Linked DNA regions of Homo sapiens: region 1 is linked to region 2. The links are chromatin loops, found by intact Hi-C in ENCODE. Cell type or tissue: Caco-2. All regions are shown on one strand.

Region 1 (4,000 bases), 540 kb after region 2:
TGATTCCTGGAAGGGAACACTGCCCCTATCCATTATCAAGTTGGGAAAGGAGGCACTCAGTGGTGCTTTTAAGAAAGGGAAGACCAGAGAGAATTAGGAAAAGCAAAAGCAAGATGCAAAGCTTCATTGCTTTGTCTGGATGTAGGAACTTTGTCATGAGTATAGAGGCCATGAAAGCCAGAGACTCCTTGGCCTCTCAGCATCACTGAGAGTCTGGGCTGAGAGCATTATCATTTGGACTGAATCATCAAGCCCACGCATTGTATTCTGACACCTTCTCAGAGGCTTAAATCTGACTGGAGCAGGGAACATGGGCTTCTTCTAATTACACAACCCACCCAGAATCTTATTTTGGTTCAGGCAGAATTTGGGCAGAAATACATCTGTGGCATATTCCTAAACTAAAGAAAAGTGATGGAAGTAACGCTAACAATGTCCATCTGTGTCTGTTGGTCAGAAGATGTCTCCTCAGCTGGTCCCAAAGCACCCATGAAGTTCTACATCCCTCATGTTCCTGTGAGTTTCGGGCCAGGAGGTCAGCTGGTGCATGTAGGTCCCAGCTCTCCCACTGACGGGCAAGCAGCCCTTGTTGAACTGCACAGCATGGAGGTAAAGAAGACCCAGTGTCCCTGGAATGCTGGCACACTGCTTACCCAACTACTCCTAACATGCTTACCTTGCTTTCCTGTGCCTGAGCCGGGGCATCTCCAGGAATGGGATGCTCTTGCGGGAAACTGGGCCATGTACCCCCTGGATTAGGAGGGTGCAGGAATGGGTGGGGCTCTTCTCTGAAAGAATTGATGCTACAGTTGTGTTTTTCCTGAGATGTCAATGTCTCATCTTTAGCAACAAAATTCACTTTTTTCTTTCTGCTTTCTCCACAAGGCCTTGAGCCATATCCTAGCCCCACGGCCTTGGGGTCTGACACTAGACTTGACTGAAAGGGGCCTAGGGTGGCCACAGTCTTAAACACAAAATCTGATTGTTTTATTCCAGGTTATTCTTAATGATTCCGAAGAGCAAGAGGAGATGAGAAGTTTCTCAGGACCCTTGATTAGGTATAGTGCTGTAAGAGCTGCTGAGTAAGGGCTTTTGAAACCTAGAAAATCTTCCTGCCCAGATCAGCATTTTGGAGATTTGTTCTTGGTTTCCTTGGAAAAAAATATCTGTCCTTGTTGGAGTGGAATTCTCTGTGCTGCAAGATAGAACCAGATGTGGCCTGAGTCATTTTGACAAGCCATTCAATAGTTGAAGGACAGAAAGAAAAATTAGCATGACAGTTTAGAAATCTAAAACCAGTTCCATTATGCAGAGGCTGCATGGTTGGAAGTTTTAGCATTCCGTGTGCTTGATAGATGTTAGTAGAAAAGTGGAGCATCGCCTGGGAAGTCACTGACAAGTGGATCATAGCAGAAACAATTCTTGTAACAGTGGCTTTTTCCTGGAGAGGTAAATAAGATCGGCAGTGTTCAAGTTACAGAACAGTGTGCAAGTGAGCCCTCTGCAGTACTGAACTAGGACTGCTTTTAAATGTCTAGTTATATTTCTGATAAATGTAACTCAGGGCATCTTTGTTGAGGAGAGAGTCCTTGCTGGATGACAGCCCACGTGGGTCTCAGGCTCAGGCGTCTTACTGACTAGGAATACCATGGTGGACAGGTCAGTTAGCCCTCTCTGAACCTTAGTTTTCCCCTTGAGAAATGGTATAACACCTGCTCTCCCTACCCGAGGCTTGTCTATGAGTCTCAAGTCAGATTATGCACATGGAAAGTATCATCACTACTATATAAATGTATTCCTCAAATGGCATTTGACGGTTCCCTCAAGTAAAAATGAGTGTTATCTCTTTCTTACAAACAGGTATACAGATATGGGGCAAAAAAGCGAGTTGGGTATTCAAACACTGGGGTACTAAGCCTAACTTGGCTTTGATGTTATTGGATAATCTTGAGCAAATCATAATGCCAATCATATTGATCACTTAATATATGCCACACAATTTTCTAATTCCTTTTTGTATGGAGGTAGGTCCTTTTACTGTCCCTATTTTAGGGGACAAAGCTGAGGCTCAGAGGAGGTAAGAAACTTGTCTAAACAGAGAAGTGGCAGAGCCAGATTTAGATCCAGGGTTGTCTGACTCCAAAGTCTGCTTTTACTTGCTTTCCTGTGCAGTGACTTCAGGTCTCTGAGCCTCTGTTTCTTCATCTATAAAGGGGGTGCATGAGAGAATCTCTGAAATTTCTTCTTGTTCTATAAGAAAATAACTATCCTATAGCTATAGACTCATTACCTTAGCCCTGGCTTGTCAGATTTCTATCTCAATCACAGCCCAGCCAGCACTTGCACACTTAGGAGGAGCCTGGGGTCCGAAACAGGGAAGTGTCTGCCTGCTCACTCTTTGCTCCCTAAATTTTTTCCATGTAGGGAAGATGTACATAAGGTGGATATTATGACGTTTTGCCAGCAGAAAGCAGCTCAGAGCTGCAAATCTGAGACACTGGGGAGCAGAGACTCAGCTCTACTGTGGCAGCTCTTGGTTCTCCTTTGTCGCCAGAATGGGGTAAGTTCTGTTCTGGTGGGAGAGCAGGTGCAGGCTGAAATTTAAGTCTTCATGGGATAGATAAGATTATGTTTATGACATGATTATGAAAAGCAATATTAAAGAAGCCACAAATTGCCCCAAGGGAAAAAATTGCTCAAATGTCAATGCGAGTTTGCTAACGCAGATCTTCCCTGATGATCTTCTTCCTTGGTCTGGGAAAATTGTACAGTTTCTGGGTTATTGCACCAGCCAGATAATATACCTGTGAAATTGTGAATGTTTCTGGTAAGCTTTATGGCTCCTGACAGGCAGAAAATAACCATGATAGTGATGCTGAAGTCTGAAATATAGCAATCTAACAAAGGACTGCCTTATGTTTGCATAATTGGCTTCCATGTGAAGAAGGCAGGCTCCCTGGTGCCTTCCTTCTCCAGCTGGGGCTGCCAGCCTGAGGACTCATAGGATTCTCCCCAGATGATCCTCTTTGCCTTACAGTCCATGGTGGGGTCTGACATCGCTGAGCTGCTAATGCAAGACTGCAAGAAGCTGGAGAAGTACAAGCGGCAGCCCCCTGTGGCCAACCTCATCAACCTGACCGATGAGGACTGGCCAGTGCTGAGCTCTGGGACCCCGAACCTGCTCACGGGAGAGATCCCCCCCAGTGTGGAGACACCTGCGCAGATCGTGGAGAAATTCACTAGGCTGCTCTACTATGGAAGGAAGAAGGCAAGTATGCCCTTCCCCCATACTTATTTTGAAAAAGCAATCACCATCCCTCTCCACCACTCACCGCTGCTCAAATTATGTGAATAGTATATACTCATTTCAGGGAGGATGCAAGAAGTTCGGAAAGACAGAACAAAGAAAATGAAAACACCCATAGTTCTACCACTAAAAGACAATGAACTATTAAATGAAATAAGCCAGGTACAGAAAAACAAACATCACATGTTCTCACTTATTTGTGGGATCTAAAAATCAAAACAATTGAACTCATGGAGATAGACAGTAGAAGGATGGTTATCAGAGGCTGGGAAGGGCAGTAGGGGAGGGTGGGAGGGAGGGTGGGTGGGTTAATGGGTGCAAAAAAAAGTTAGAATGAATAAGACTTAGTATTTGATAGCACAAAAGGGGAACTATAGTCCATAATAGCTTAATTGTACATTTAAAGATAACTAAAAGAGTATAATTGGGTTGTTTGTAACACAAAGGATAAAGGCTTGAGGGGATGGATGCCCCATTTATCAGGATGTGATTATTATACATTGCATGCCTGTACCAAAATATCTCATATTTTTTACTCCATAAATATATATACCTACTATGTACTCATACAAATTAAAAATAAAAAAGATAATACCTGTTAACATTTTGATACATTTACTTCCAGCATTTTCCCATGCATATATATTAAAAAGAAAATAAAATTGCATATACAGTTGTTTATTTCTCTTTTTA
Region 2 (4,000 bases):
CATTTCTCTCTCTTGGCTCAGTGATAGGAATGGGAATGGGCACATTCTAAAGCCCCCACCTCCTCCTGCTCTCATTCGTGGTGTTTCCTCCCCTGGCACCTGGCTAATATAAGGGTATTTGTCTAAACCCCACGCCCCCACCAGCCCCTTTTTCCAGGATGGAATATCCCGTTTTTCAGATTCCCTTGAGCAGTCCTCAGCCACAGCTGCACCTGCCACAGCCCCTCCTGAGCTCACTCTCAGACATCCTCTCAAGAGTGCAAACCCCAGCTCCATGTATGGCCCCTCCTGGGGAAGCCCCTGGCCCCGCCTCTGCAGCCTCCTGCTGCTCCTCAACCCGTTTCCACAGCTTGGTTCATGCCAAATGGGAGAGCAGCTTAGGGGCCGGGGACACATGGCACCATTTCCTCATGGAAGGGTGGATGGCTCAGGCTTAAAGAGATGTTGATCTGTCCCATTGCTAAAGGGCAACTGATGAGGAGCTTGGGGCCTGCATCCTCTGTTTCAATGTGTTTCAGTGGCCCTGCCAGTCTTCTTCCTTGTGGGTCCTTAGAGTCAATGGTTTGCCTGCTGGGATACAGGGAACCACTGTCACAAACCAGGTAGTGGCTTGAGCAAGCATTTTTTTTGTGTGTGTGCGTGCCTGTGTGTGTGTATGTGCGTGTTTCTTGGAGACGGAGTCTCGCTCTGTCGCCCAGGTGGAGTGTGGTGACATGATTTCAGCTCACTGCAGCCTCTGCCTCCTGGGTTCAAGCAATTCTCCTGCCCCAGCCTCCCGACTAGCTGGGACTACAGGTGTACGCCGCTATGCCTGGCTAGTTTTTTGTATTTTAGTAGAGACGGGGTTTCACCGTGTTGCCTAGGCTGGTCTCGAACTCCTGAGCTCAGGCAATCTGCCTACCTCGGCCTCCCAAAGTGCTGAGATTACAGGCGTGAGCCACCACACCCGGCCTTGTGTGTGTTTATTTAGCCCACATGACTACCCTAAGAAATAAACACTGCTGCTATTCCCATTTTGCAGGTGAGGAAACTGTTTAACTCAGAAGTTAACTTTTCTGAAGTCACAGCTAAATGGGGGAGCCATGGCTACACAGCCAGCACATTTGACCTGCACCCCAGACTCTTCCCCGAGGGGCATACACCCTCCACCTTCCTTGCTTGGGGAGTAGAGGGGTGGACTGTGTTGACCACTGCACCCCGTGACAGCATTTCCCACTTGACATTTGTAAAATTGTGGTTTAAAAAAATGAGTAAATAGACATGATCCCTGCTTTCCCAGGCCATGCCCCGATGCAGGAGGGTCATCTGCATAGTGTGGATGGAGGGACTCCATCCTTTCCCCCGATAACTCAGTTGGCCTGAGGCGGGTCCTGGAATAGCAGCCTTGGGAAATGAGCCTGGGCTGTAATATCACACAGCCCTGCTCTAAACTCCAGGTCCTTGCCATACCAGTTACATGGCCTTGGGCAGGTTTCTTAACCTCTCTGAACTTGTTTCCTCATTTGTAAAATCGGATATTATACAGTACCTACCTCATAGGGTTTTAACATTTTATTTCTAAGAATTAAATAAGGCAAAGCATGCGAAGGGTGTGACACATGCTCCTTGTGAACCCTAAGTGCCCCCAAAGGCCTCTAGTTCTTGGGGACGATACCCTCCAGTCCTTACTCCTGTCCCAGGATCTCGCAGGGTAGGATGCTCCACTTAGCAGAGACACCAGTGCTTCCCTTTTTTAATGGCTCCACTCCCACCCCCAGGGCTCTGGACCCAGTTCAGAAGTATGTTGGGGTGGGAGTTGGGGGGTGGAGGAGGCTTTAGGGACAGGTGCTCCTGTGGCGGTCCCTGCACTGTCCCTGAAGCCAGCTTTTTCAGAGGCACCCATCACATGTGGTGTGTACCCAACCCACTCCCTCCTTCCCCCTTCCATGAATACTTGAAATAAATAAAATATTAAGAGGAAATTAATCATGTATCTAACCAAGCTATTGGTATGAAATACTTGCTGAAGAAAATTATATGAAGCAGAACAGAAAAGACCAAAACAGTTATATAAAACAAAAGGAATTTAGTAATTTGAAAGGTAAGAGGATCAAAATCAGAGATAATATACATATTAGGTTAATGGGAAGAAAAATAGTCAAATTAGGTACCTAGTATTAACTCAATATTTAGTTGTAAAGGAATCAAGTAGAATTGTTTCTATTTAAGACTAGCTATTAAAGCAGCACTTAAACAGGGGGAAGGGGGTGGAATAAATGAAAGATACAAGCAGCAGTAGCTTAGAATGCAAGGGTTCACCCTTCCTCTCCCCCACCAGCAAAAAGGGCTCTTCAGGTTGAAGGAAGCCGGTCTGGCTGCCCAGTACTGAGTGTTTGCCCCTAGGGGGCGCCCAAGAACAGAGGCTCTCGCCAAGGGATCCAAGTGTTCCAGAAGTACCCCAGTGACCTGCCCCAGCTGCTCCCCTGCTTTCCCTGCCTGCATAGGGATTTAGAGCAGAACTTTTCCCTTGGGCAGAAATGGCCCCACGAGGCACAGGCGACTTCACAGGTCATGTCCAAACCCACACAATCATCAGCAGGAAATCATTTTTATCCAACCACTCATTCAGTCAACATATACCGACTGCCCCTCCTTGCCAGGCATGGCAACCCACACTTATAACAGAGGATGTGGAAACAGATTTAGGTTACAAGCCGAATAAACAGTTCAGAGCAGGGAGCAGGAATAAAGGGAACAAGCTCCTCACCGCAGACACCCTACCTTTCAGGGTGGGCAGGTGTTCCTAAGAGCTGCCCCTCCATCCAATGGGACATGGCCTGTGGCTCTCCAGTGTCCACAAAATGAACAAAGTGCAGCCGAGCTTGAGGTCCTGCGGTCCTTGAGGATGATCTGAACCCACGCAGCTGATGGAGCCTTCGGAGGACACAGGTGCTGTCCCCGTACTGCCCTCAGAGCACAGCCCTGGTCTCCAGTTCACAGCGCCTCCCACAGGGAGAGGAGAAAACCTTCCTTTCTCTGAAGAAATGGAAGGAAGTCTAGCTGAGCCTCTTCTATGGGTCTGGGATGAGGTTGAGTGCTTTATAGACACGAGGCAGGATAAGCTTGTTAGGTAGTAATTTGTGTTTTTTTCCCAGAGCCCTAGGCGGGAGTAGGACCTCAGAGAGGAGCAGCCATGTGGGGGTCCCAGATTCTCAGAACATCCTCCGTCACTGGGGTGGCTCATCCATGGCAGAGCTGGCTGACCTCAAGTCACCCTAAGGACTGGAAACGGGTGTCTCAGTGGTGAGCAGTGCAGACAGGCCCAAGGCAAGACCCAGTCTCTTGTTCTTTCTCTACAGCCTGTGAGTATGTGTGCAAGAGAGTGTGTGTTGGGGGAACAGCCCTGAAAAAAGAGGGGCTCTAATTTCTTCCTTGCTTGGCAGGGTGAGCGCTCAGAGTGAAAGCTAAGTTGCTTTACTGGTTATCAAGGCAGCAGAATAACTGGGATTATCATACATTGGGGTAGGAGTAGAAAATGAGACACCCACTCTAGAAAAGAAAGTGTTTCCTGCACACTGGAATTTGTAAAGTGCATCATATTCATGACAAGGAATCCTCATGATACCGTAATGCCATTGTCAAATAGCTATGTTGACTCTCATCTTGTAGATGAAGAATCAAGGCTCAGAGAAAATCTCTCAAGCTGGCCGCAGGGCTGTTTCCACTGTGCCTGCTCCGATGGTTGGCAGGGGTACTGCGGCCACGGCACACAACTTTAGCAAAAGCACTGTGGGAAACGCAGCTCCCACATTGGGAATGCAGATCTGGTGGTTCTGGGAGAAAAGGTGTGGATTGTAGGAAAGTGAAAGTTGTCTGTCTATAAAGAAGGGTTCTTTAAGCCTGGGTAAAAATGGCATTCCCGTGTTCGGGGATAGGAAAAGAGTGGCTGGGAGTTTCCCTGAACCATTTGGCTTCCTGTAGCTCATGCAAACCAAGTGTTTGTTCCTGGGCCACTTAGGAA

What was found. Hi-C counts contacts between places; a loop is a spot of excess contacts. Peaks named below come from ENCODE experiments on the same cell type or tissue, not always from the same donor. Only the 100,000 strongest peaks of a DNase experiment are listed, where the experiment ranks them.
Region 1: it touches region 2 in a loop (4-fold over the local background); 8 of 110 quality-filtered maps call a loop at or near these places.

Annotation. Positions count from the first base shown.
Region 1 is chr1:177,957,400-177,961,399 of GRCh38, reverse strand. It overlaps CRYZL2P-SEC16B (CRYZL2P-SEC16B readthrough), which reads left to right. Exons shown (of 32, transcript NM_001356506.2): 13 at 461-609; 14 at 997-1,058; 15 at 2,425-2,560; 16 at 3,038-3,268. SEC16B (SEC16 homolog B, endoplasmic reticulum export factor) reads left to right here. Exons shown (of 26, transcript NM_033127.4): 7 at 461-609; 8 at 997-1,058; 9 at 2,425-2,560; 10 at 3,038-3,268. Among named protein-coding and RNA genes, the nearest start is that of SEC16B, 11 kb to the left of the region's middle. RefSeq lists an enhancer at 1,106-1,607. In Caco-2, a CTCF peak has its summit at 1,502; no DNase peak of the experiment used is centred here.
Region 2 is chr1:178,500,309-178,504,308 of GRCh38, reverse strand. It overlaps LOC101928866 (a long non-coding RNA gene), which reads left to right. Exons shown (of 6, transcript XR_001738307.2): 6 at 2,768-2,851. Among named protein-coding and RNA genes, the nearest start is that of CLEC20A, 5.3 kb to the right of the region's middle. RefSeq lists a silencer at 2,218-2,662. In Caco-2, CTCF peaks have their summits at 2,373 (motif pointing right), 3,541 and 3,744; a DNase peak (open chromatin) is centred at 2,408.